Regions from separate parts of the Mus musculus genome. Here region 1 is linked to region 2. A link is a contact called in ENCODE Hi-C or POLR2A ChIA-PET data. All regions are on one chromosome and are shown on one strand. The core of a region is the stretch at or near the end of the contact, and the rest is flanking DNA. Distances in the headings are between cores, read along the strand shown.

Region 1 (5,437 bases), core at 2,246-4,745, 44 kb after region 2:
TGTACACTCCAGGACTACTTGGTCAGGACTGGACTCAATGTTTACACTAATCGTCACAAGGAGGATCAAGGTCAATCAATGTACAGTGCAGTCCCTGGTGTTTCTGGTGTTTCTCCACAAACACCAGCCAACTCTTACTAGGACATTTTCTACCCAGACCAATTCAACTAACTGGATCTCTGTGTAAAGAAGTCATCAAATGGCCGGGTGTGGTGGCACACACCTTTGATCCCAGCACTTGGGAGGCAGAGGCAGGCGGATTTCTGAGTTCGAGGCCAGCCTGGTCTACAGAGTGAGTTCCAGGACAGCCAGGGCTACACAGAGAAACCCTGTCTCGAAAAACCAAAAAAAAAAAAGTCATCAAATGATGATTTGTCTAAGACATCTGTGTCTGCGAATGCTCCTCTAACTTGGGATCCTAGATCAGCAGGAGGACCAGAGCTGGTACAATGAGCTGATCCTTGATGTGTCCCTGTGCAAAAGGACTGTCAGTGCTGGTTAGAGGACTGTTGTATCTTCTTCACCTTCAAGAGAAACTGGTACAAGGTTTGGAACAGGACCTCAGGACATAGCTAGTGTCCTGCAGGAGCTTCCTGCCACCCTTCTACTTCCCTATGCCTTAGGCCCAATACAGGAAATCTGGTGTCACTCCTACTAGGTCAGCAGCTTCAGCCTAGGGAGTGGTCACTGCATCCAGATGTTGTTTGGCTCAACCCAGGGAAACACCAAGGAGGAGGTGGTGAGATTCTACTCTGAGGTTATGAGTGGAGTTATACTGCACGGGCCTGGCCCCAGTGCAGCCTGCTGTAATGCTGCTCTGGGGCCTCAGTGGAATCCCTTATATCCTGTACTTTCTGGGTACCCCTATCTGGCTTAGTCACCCATCTCCCAGCCCCCTTCGTGGCAGGGTCTGTGGCAATCAATTTAAATAGAACAGACGTTTCACATGGAAAAAGTATAAAAAAAGCACCATGCACAGTTCACACTGATAGTCCCAGCCCCTCAGAGGTTGAGGCAGGAGGATGTCTGGGTCTCCTACACCACAACACCCTCAGTTTATCCATGCAGTTCTAGGGCAGAATTTCCTGTGTGAAATGCAGGCCATCCCACTGGACAGAAGTGTTACACTCTGTCACCTGTTCACTATCTATGGACTCTGGCTCCGTCCCCTTTCGCTCAAGCTTATGCCTGTCTGTGTAATATCCCTGCTTTTGCTTCTTTTGAGTGTCTCTCACTCATGCCACCTGCCTCTGCCTTCTCCGTGCTAGGGTTAAAGGTGTGTGGAGCCCTGCCCAACCTTTCCCCTTAATTTTCAAATGAAATGAAATTTATTTTGTGTATATGTGTGAGTGCAGGTGCAGATGTGCTCTGGAGCACTAGTGATGGTCAAAGAAGAGCCTCAGGAGTCGATCCTCTCTTGCTACCTTGTGGGCTTGGGAGACCAGGTTGTCAGAGCTGCATGCAAGCACCTTTGCTGGATAAGCCATCTCACTGGCTGTCTCTGATTTATTTGTTGAGACAGCATCTCTCACTGAATTTAGACTTCACAACTGGGCTAGGCTGACTGGCTGTTGAGTTCTAGGAATCTGCCTGTCTCCATCTCCCCAGGACCACATTACAGATGTGCCCTGACACATGGGCGTTTTCTGACATGGATGCTGGAGTCCAGACTCCAGGTTCTCAGGTTTGTGCAGTAGTACTTACCCAGCTAAGCTTTGTCACCAGAACTGCTCTGTTCTACGTTTTGTGTCAGGGTCTCATGCAGTCCTGGTTGGCCTCGAACTCAAGATCCTCCTTCAGCCTCCCAAGTACTGAGATCGTGGGCGTTCACCACCAGTCTTGGCTGCTTCATAGTTTTCTTATAGGCTGCTTTCCTCAGCTCAAGACACAGCCCAGCCCAGGCTGGAATCCCAACCATGCTTGTGTTTAGCTCAAAAGCTTTCTTTCAGAAAGCCTTCTAGACTTTTACCTGAGCAGGCCTGGCCCCCTTGATCCTCTTTATCCCCTTCCTGGATCTTGCAACAGTTTCAAATACACTTTCCGATTATGAAAGCATGTCATTAAGATCTGTTGCCTTATCACTAAAACACATGAAAATACAGCTCCACTTTCCCGTCTGTCAGATCTGAGCATATTCCAGCTGCTAGCTTGCTAGAGCCTAGCAAGACTCCTGCTATACAGCAGATGCTCAATAAATATGGGTAACAGTGCATTGAGAATTGTTACCTGAAAGTAATTATCTTTAAAAAACTTATTCACAGAGGTAAAGAAACTTCCTGCCAAGCCTGATGACTTGAGTTAGCTCCCTGGAATCCACAAAGTTCCACAAAAAACAACTCTCCCAGGCTGTCCTGACCTCCACAAGCACAAGTTTATATACACACCCACACACATACACACATAGAAGTAAATGCTGTTACTACAACCACCACCTCCACCACCACCACCACCACCACCACCACCACCACCAAACTCTTATTCATACTGAGGGGGACCTGACTTGTGGTTGACCTTCAAAAATTGTTTATCTTACTCATTTTCTTTATTACTTTTTAAATTAAAATATTTTTTCAGGGGTATACATAGCTCAGCTGGTGGAGTGGTTCCTGCTGACAACAAAACCTAGGAGGAAGCCTGGGTTTTGTTGTCAGCGCCCCAGGTGGCTGGGGTAATAAGAAGTGGAGGAAAGGTGATGCACACCTTTAATCCCAGAGCTTGGGAGACAGAGGCAGGCAGATCTCTGAGTTCGAGGCCAGCCTGGTTTACAAATTGAGTTCCAGGACAGCCAGGGGCTTCATAGAGAAACTTCAGTCTGTCTTAAAAAAAAAAAAAAAAAAAATGGAGGCAGAGGGGCTCACAAGTTCAGGGTCATTCATCCTCTACTACATAGTGCTTTAGAGGCCAGATTTAGTTATTATATGAAACCCTGTCCCCAAATTCCTCATACCAAGTAATAAGGAAATGAGTTATTTCCTGGCTGCACTCAGAATGGGAGAAATTCCCAGGGTGCTTTGCAGACCATGGAGGAGGGGTGGCAAACTGGTGTTCAGGATGGAGATCTCAGTGTTTAGAATGGATTCATAGGGCTCCTGATTCAAACGAACTACACTTCTACTCGTTGAGGGACTCTGAGCGAATTTCCTCACCTTTCTGAGCCTCAGTTTCCTTATCTGTTCTCTTTCCTTTCTTGGGAGCTCACATCCATATCCCTCCAGGTGCAACTGAAGGAAAAAGCCCTAAAATCACGCAAGCACCGAGCGTTCTCCCGCAGCGGGGGGCCAGCGGTACAGTTAGGGTCACCTGGGATGAAGCCCAGGTGTGGAGGGCCCAGTGCGGGGTTCTTCCGGGCCGTGTCGGCTTTAGGAGCCGCCAGTGAGTGGGAGCTGCAGACGAGGCCTGCAGGCCCAGGCCAGGGCAACTCGTGGCCGTGCTCGCTCCCACGCGCGGGGCGGGGCGGGGTGGGGCGGGGCTGCATCCCGGTGACGCGGGCCAACCGCGCGGCGCTGCGCCTCCTCGCTCAGCCGGCCGCCCGCATGGCGCTGCGCAGCTTCTGCAGCGCTGATGGCTCCGATCCACTCTGGGTAAGGTGGTGGGCCGCGGGGGACGGCGCGGGGGCGACCGGGGACTCGGAGGACGTGGGGGGACGCTGGGACGCGCGGACCCAGCTGCTCCCCTAGCCGGAGCCCTGCTCTGCTTACGCGGGGATTCGCCACCCGGGCCCCGGCGTAGCCGCCGCTCTCTTACTCTGGGGACCGGGTTCCGGGAGAGCTGGGTGTGTGCGGGGAGGTGCCTCTGTGCTTTGGGGTTCTGCCATCGGGAAGGGACGCCAGATCTGGAGGCAGCAAATTGGGGATTTTCTGTGTTTTGTGGGGGTAGGATCTCCGTTTACCGCGCACACACTATCATAGAGCACCGTGCAGGAGCCCAGACTCTAGAAAGGGACTTCCCATCGCTTGTGTTGGGGTTCCCCACTGTTTGTTTTACCTCTCGTTTACTCTGGCTTCATGTTTTTTTTTCTCATCCTCTCTCCTTTCTGCCTAAATGCTATCAGGGAACTTTAAGGAAATAAGGAAAAGCCAAGAGAGGGGAGAAGGGCCTTTCTGTCTCTTTTTGTAGGTTTGGGGTGCAGTGGAAAATGCCCTGGACTCTGTAACCAGGAGAGTGCCTTCTACTCTGAGTCAGAGAGACTCCGCTGCTCTGGGGATGTCCCGGGGACTTCAGGCCCTCTCCAGGTAGCTTTCTTGTGAAATGATCCTAGGCTGGGTTCCCTGGCTGACTGCTCTAATCTCCAGTGCTTGTGTATTTCGTGTTCCTGTAATGCTGTTCCTGTAATGCGATTTGCCTGTTATTCCAGAACACTCCTGCATCACATTGTCCTGATTATTAGTGACTACAATAGGAAACCCTGGACACAATGACTTTTCTTTTTGTTTGAGAAACAAGAAAAACATCCCTGTTTCTTAGCAGCTGATGGTTAGCGCCCACAAGTATTTGTTCTGTTTTGTGGTACCTCCGTGATAGACTGCATTAGGAATGATGACCCCTGAAGGCCCCCTGGGAGACTTTTGGGTGAGGAGGGTGCCAATTTTGGTTGAGAAACTTACCATACTTGGATAAATGGTTCATTTTAAAGCCAAGAGGTTGGAGGTTTCTCCAGAGCTGGAAACAGAGCTTGTGATTTACATTCGGGAGTCTGCAAGAGATAGGTGCCTGTTTGCCACACAGGAACACTGTGTGTCCTCTACCCTTGTGCCAAGTGTAGAGACAACGAGGTTATTTTGCAAGAACTCAGGGGGATCTGGGTCACTAACATGGGTGCTGGAGTATTTCCTGAATTTCTTTTTTCTCTTATGGTGGAGGGGAAGTAGACATTAGATTTTCTACCAGTTTGCATATTTTATTTTTGCATATATATAACACACACATACATATATTGTGTGTGTGTGTATGTTTGAGTGTATGCATACCATGGCACATGCGCACATCAGACTTGTGTGGAACTCTCTTTCCACAGTGTGGGTTCTGAGGTCCTCAAGCCTCTCACCAGTTCACATCTGGATGTATCCTATTGTTGCGCAGTGATGACTAGGAAATGTTGGGAGGTATTCTCTAGCTTCTAATATGCTAAAAAGCCTACCCAAGAAGCCTGACTTGGTGTTCTTTCCTTCTTGGAACTTTTTGCCACAGAAAATGAAGATGGATGGATTGTGTTTGGCAGTAGTGGTGGCTGGCCTTCCCCTTAGGCAGCTTCCCATCCTCCCTTAAGTCTCATCTTGCAGATTTCCTTTCGGCCCCTCTTCTCTCTCACTGGTCTAGGCTTGATGGACACCCTGTTTCTGGAGTCCTGGAATCAGAATGGGTGAGAGGGCCACTGGCAAGCAAGAACTTATGTGTAGCTAGAGAATCCAAACACAAAACAGAGTGGGTTGGTTGGCCT
Region 2 (5,907 bases), core at 392-2,891:
TCTGAAACAGGTCCATAAAAGGACAGCTTTATCTTAAGATCATAACACAATCCCCGTTCTCTAGTTCCATCTTTGGAAATTAAGGGAAAGAGTCTTTTCTACTGGCAAGCATCCTGTCCCAGTTACTCTGAAGTACACACAGTACAGCCTCAAACTTTGCAGAAAACGCAAAGTAATGAGCTGGATTTGGGAAACGCAGCATGTCCTTCATACTTGGTGGCAGATTCCTAAACCATGCCTCAGCTGCCTTCTCCGAGGTAATGAACTCTACTTCTCAGAGAAAGAGCTAGGTGAAATGGAAGAGGTTTTAGACCAGTAAAAGCCCAGAAAATGTAAGATCACTGATTAGGAACAAGTTTTTATTACTTTTCTCTCAGACACAAAGCATACCAAGAACCAGAGAACGCAGAAGAACATATATAAGGAGGTCCCCCTCAATTTGTAGGGATAACCTCTGGGCTCTTTTATCATTTTGCTACTTGTAGTCTTATGCTTACAATGCTATTATTATAAAAATGCCTTCAGGAATTGGTCTTAACCCAACTTCTTTTCCATAGACTTTATCTTGAAATCCTATGAAAAGTTTATACAATATACATGTACTATGTATACTCCCATCCCCAGAACAGCTCATTGACTCATGTGAAGTCCCTCCTGGGGACTGAGGTATGTCTGCTTTTGGAATGCTCACCAGCAGTGTCCCCAATACATATGCAGTCAATAGTTACTACATCTTAGTCTCCAAACTATTCCATTTGGTTCTCTCCAGATTTCCATTACCGTTGGCTTAGTCTCTGAATTCCTTGACACTCAGAACTAGGTTTATTCTACGGGAAGCAGAATGGCATGATTAAGCCAGTGCACCTTATGGGGTTTCCACACGAGTCGATTTCTATCTAAATTATCGTGGATGAAATATTCCAACTCTCATGTATGAAATGGACATAGCGTTGCTACACAGAATCAAGTTGGATGAGTTGTTAAGGGTCTGATAGAATCACATACTGAACCTTAACTCCAATTACAACTCAAACGTTAACTCTAATTACTATTCAGAGTTAACAGTATACACGCGTTATTGATGTCTACTCCTTGTTTTGTAGTCCTGGGGATGGAACCTGCATGCACCCTGCACACAACCAACCATTTTGGAAAACCTCTTCCGAAAAATCCTGAAGAGCCGCCAGGATGGACAACTCTGTCTCAGGTTTCTGCCAAAGGACAAGGAGGACCTAGCCATACGTTGTCGTCCGGATGGGCTAGCCGTGCAAATCATTGGGAAGTGTGTCTGTCACCAAATCGTGGCTGTGGTGTTGTCGTGGTCAGCTCGGAACGCAGGCCTTTGGGCGCTGTCTGCTCAGTAGGGTTCTAAGAGATACCCAGAGGTCCTGAGGGGACAACAGATACCAGTCCCTTCCTCCAGCTCAAAGGCTGGCCCTAACATAGCGCATGCGCAAAGGCCGCCCCTGGTGGGCCCTGCCACCCTAGAACGACCCTGGAAAAAGATGAGCCGATGTCCCGCGCGCTCTCCTTCTGTCCCATCCCTATCATATACGGAAGGTTCGACGCTTCCCGCAACCGAGCATCCCCTCAATGCACTCACCAGCTTTCAGTTCCGTAACAGTCGCCATTTTTCAACGGCTGCTGGTGCCACGCCTCTCCAGTGCGTACGCACGGCTCTCGGCGCGGCCTCCAACCAATAGGAGTATGGCTCTGCTAGACCGCGTCTGTGCCTGCGCTCCGGTGATTGGCGAGCCGCCACATGAGACTCCACCAATCAGCGACCGTGTGAGGCGGGCTACACTGCAGAAAAGCTTGGAGCCAGAGCCAAATCTGTACCCAACTGCTTTGCCTTTTGTCGCCGCCCAAGTCCTACAGGTCAAGGTGCTGATTGTTCACCTCCCCTCCCCGCACCTTGGCAGGCTTTGTGCTCAGTCCGAGTCCCAGACACAACCCAGCGTCAGAATTACCTGGAAGACTGGTTAGAACAGACTGCTCTGACCCACCCTTGGGTCTTTCTGAGGCACGGACCAAGAGTTGGTTTTTCTGTCAACTTCCAGAATGCTGTGGATGGATGCTGTTAGTCTGAGAAGTGCCACCTTAAAAATCATCTTACACGGCACCCACTCGAAAGTGAACACTAGGAAGTCTTTACACGCCTCAGGTCAATGATGCCCGTTATACAGAGGAGGAAGTTGAGTGTCTAAAGGAAGATCACTGGCAAATGGTGGAGCAGGTGATAACCTAAACCCAGGCCAGCATCTCTTCAAAGCTTGCTCTCTACACTACCGTTAACACCGAGTACATTTGGAATCCTCGAGTTGTTTGTGGAAACAGCTGATAAAAGATTAAGAAGAACAAACATGGGAATAATACATTCAAAATGTGAGGCAGTATAATGGCAGTTGACTCTCCAGGGAGTCTAAGACACTGGACCCTTAAAATTCTGGACAGCCCAATAGTGGAAGTCTATGAGTGGATGCTAGTGAGCATATTTTCGAGGAAGTAAACTGTAAGAAATAGAAAATATAGACTTTAAAAGAAATCATTGGGTGTTTGTTTGTTTTTGTCTCATCTTGTAGTCCACGCTATCTGGGCATTCACTCTGTAGCTCAGGCTGACATTGAACTAACAACAAACACTCTTTTTGCCTCATTCTCAAAGTGATGAACGCCCCTATACTGCCACAACTTGGTTTTGTTTTTAAATTTGCCTCAGGGAGATAGATGTATGTTCTTCCTAAGATTAGCTTTGTTTTGTTTTTTTTCTGAAGTGCACAGGGTGGCTTTGAATTAGCCCTCCTTTCTTTAGCCTCCCAAGTGCTGCAATGACAGGAGTACATCACCATATCAGGCTTCTGAGATATTTCTTAAAGTGGGTAGCAGTTTTAAAGTTTGAAATCCATTTAGAGGAATGGCTCAGTGAATAAAGTTCTTGCTGCATAAATTTGAAGACCTGAGTAACCTTCGAAACCTGTTCTGTAGCCTTAGAATGGTCTTACTCAGTTAGGCTTTCCTATTTTGTAAAACCATGGTGCCTGAATACTTGGTCAGTAGCTCAGGAAATTAGAAGGATTAACCAATTCTACAGGTGAACAGCACTATTGATATACTGATGAGGAATTCCAGAGGCAAAGCATTATGTGACTTAGTATTCTCACCATGCTCACCAAAAATAGATACAGAGCCGTCATCTCAAACTTTCCCTTAACCTTCTTAACCTCACTTCTTCCCTAACCTTCTGGGGTCAGAGTGGGCTCCGCCTCTATCTTGGGAGTGAGTAGGGCCGAGAATGGGGAAAGGCACAAATTAAAAGAAAGTTTCCAAGTAGATATACATGACACTGGCCCACTCATAATGCCAAGGTTATATCAACTTTTTAGAGACAAGACTTCTCTGTGCCTGGTCCCTCTTGGGGTCAGTTGGAGCTTGGGTCAGTCATGTAGGATTCCCTTACCATGGAGCTTCCCAAGGAGAGGGGAGGCTGTGGTGAGGCTGCTTAGAAGACCACCTTTCAGGCTGGCGAGATGGCTCAGTGGTTAAGAGCACTGACTGCTCTTCTGAAGATCCAGAGTTCAAATCCCAGCAACCACATTGTGGCTCATAACCATCCATAATGAGATCTGACACCCTCTTCTGGAGTGTCTGAAGACAGCTACAGTGTTCTTACATATAATAATAAATAAATCTTTGGGCCAGAGTGAGCAGAGGTCCTGAGTTCAATTCCCAGCAACCACATGCTGGCTCACAACCATCTGTACAGCTACAGTGTACTCATATACATTATATAAATAAATAGCCGGGCGTGGTGTCAGACGCCTTTAATCCCAGCACTCGGGAGGCAGAGGCAGGCGGATTTCTGAGTTCGAGGCCAGCCTGGTCTACAAAGTGAGTGTTCCGGGACAGCCAGGGCTATATAGAGAAACCCTGTCTCGAAAATAAATAAATAAATAAATAAATAAATAAATAAATTAGAAGAAGAAGAAGAAGAAGAAGAAGAAGAAGAAGAAGAAGAAGAAGAAGAAGAAGACGTCAACCTTTCTCCTTCCCTGCAGTGTTGATTGCAAGAGTGCTCTCTCAAGTCTATAGCACACATGAGCACCCTCTGGAACTTCCCAAGGAATCTGGCACTCTATTTAGTGACAAGTCATCTTCCTCTGATCCCCATCTGGCTCTACGCCCCAAGGTGTGCCAGGTGACTCATGGATCAGTCATGTCACAGCAGAGGGTGGCTTGCATTGTACCTGGAACCAACAGAAAGGCTGAACTCAACCAACAGAAAGGCTAAACTCACCAGCATCATGACATTGAGGACTGCCTGCTAACTCTGTCATCCACAGCAGGTGCCCAGGCCAGCTGCATCGAGTGACAGAAAACCCTGTCTATTTCACCTGTGTCTTTGAGAGTATATGTTTGAAGAATGATGGGACTGAATTCTCACAAGGCACTTCACCCCATAGATAAAACATTTATAGAATATAAAGTCACTGACTCAGCAAAGCAATCAGAACACTAGGGAGAGGTGACATTACATTCAGATTTTAATGAGCCTAAAGGCCAGTTCTCCCCACTACAGTGAGGCCATGGAATTCACAAGGAATAGAAACAACATTTAAATGTTGTCAAGAGGAAGTTTTAGAGTGAAATTTAGTTTTGTTCTATTTAGGTATTTGATTTTATTCATTTGTTGTTAAATGTGGATATTTATATTAGTCTGTTAGAGCAAACAAAATGGTTCCTCCTGGTAAAGAGATACCTTGTGCCTCTTTGACCATCCAGCCATTTTGATAGAGCAAGAAATTTATTTAAAGCCTTGTTTACCAAGTGATTTAGAGATTAAGAAATTCTTGTGGTAATTCTTGCTGAAATGCAAGCTGTAGAGGAAAACAGACCAACAAAGCAGTGGGCTGGGCTCAAAGGAGTTTAACACCATTTCACCAAGAAACTCAGTAGTTTCCTTCTAGGAGAGGTGTTGCTATGAGAGGCTGCAGAGAGCTGGAAAAATCCTCCTGTAGGTGGAATTTTACAAATATGGGCAGCAGCTTTTGGAAATAGCAATTTCTCTGAAGACAAGCCAAGGCAACTTGTGCAAAGATAGCATAGTGCAGAGGCTGGGGGATGACTATCAGTAAATGCCTTGTTAATTCAAAGGCATCAGCCAGACTCCTGAGGGTTTCACGTTTTTTATTTTTAAATTGGATATTTTCTTTATTTACATTTCAAATGTTTTCCCCTTCCCAGGTCTCCCCTTCAAAAGCCCTCTATCCCATTCTCTCTCCCCCTGCCTCTATGGGGTACTCCCCCACCCACCCACTTCCTCATGTCCTTCCCTGCTTGGCATTCCCCTACACTGGGGCATCGAACACTCTCAGACCCAAGAGCCTCTCCTTCCAAAATGTCCAACAAGGCCATCCTCTGCCACATATGTGGCCAATGCCATGGGTCCCTCCATTTGTAGTCTTTGATTGGTGGTCCAGTCCCTGGAAGCTCCAGGAGACCTGGCCTGTTAAGACTGTTGCTCCTCCATGGGGCTGCAAACCCCCTCAGCTCCTTCAGACCCTTCTTCAACTCCTTTACCGGGGACCCCCCACGCTCAGTCCAATGGTTGGCATCTGTATTTGTCAGGCTCTGGTAGAGCCTCTCAGGATACAGCCATATCAGGCTTCCAGCAGCAAACACTTCCCAGCATCCACAATAGTTTCCAGATTTGGTGGCTGTATGAACTGGCTGGTTCTATGTGTCAACTTGACACAGGCTGGAGTTATCACAGAGAAAGGAGCTTCAGTTGAGGAAATGCCTCCATGAGATCCAGCTGTAAGGCATTTTCTCAATTAGTGATAAAGTGGGGCCCATTGTGGGTGGTGCCATCCCTGGGCTGGTAGTCTTGGGTTCTATAAGAGAGCAGGCA

What was found. A loop is a pair of places that touch in the nucleus more often than their neighbours do. ChIA-PET counts read pairs that join two places held with the same protein, here RNA polymerase II (POLR2A).
Region 1: a loop to region 2 is called in a map of left cerebral cortex, with 5 times the contacts of the local background. The contact joins the promoter of Abcc1 here to the promoter of Cep20 in region 2. A Hi-C loop is called at or near these places in 16 of 37 maps with a recorded cell type or tissue (T-helper 1 cell, T-helper 17 cell, T-helper 2 cell and 4 more). POLR2A ChIA-PET finds 5 or more read pairs at or near these places in 3 of 5 experiments (Patski and embryonic stem cell).

Annotation. Positions count from the first base shown.
Region 1 is chr16:14,358,063-14,363,499 of GRCm38, forward strand. It overlaps Abcc1 (ATP-binding cassette, sub-family C (CFTR/MRP), member 1), which reads left to right and starts at 3,496. Exons shown (of 31, transcript NM_008576.3): 1 at 3,496-3,581. The coding sequence starts at 3,534.
Region 2 is chr16:14,315,691-14,321,597 of GRCm38, forward strand. It overlaps Cep20 (centrosomal protein 20), which reads right to left and starts at 1,642. Exons shown (of 5, transcript NM_025345.2): 1 at 1,604-1,642. The coding sequence starts at 1,631.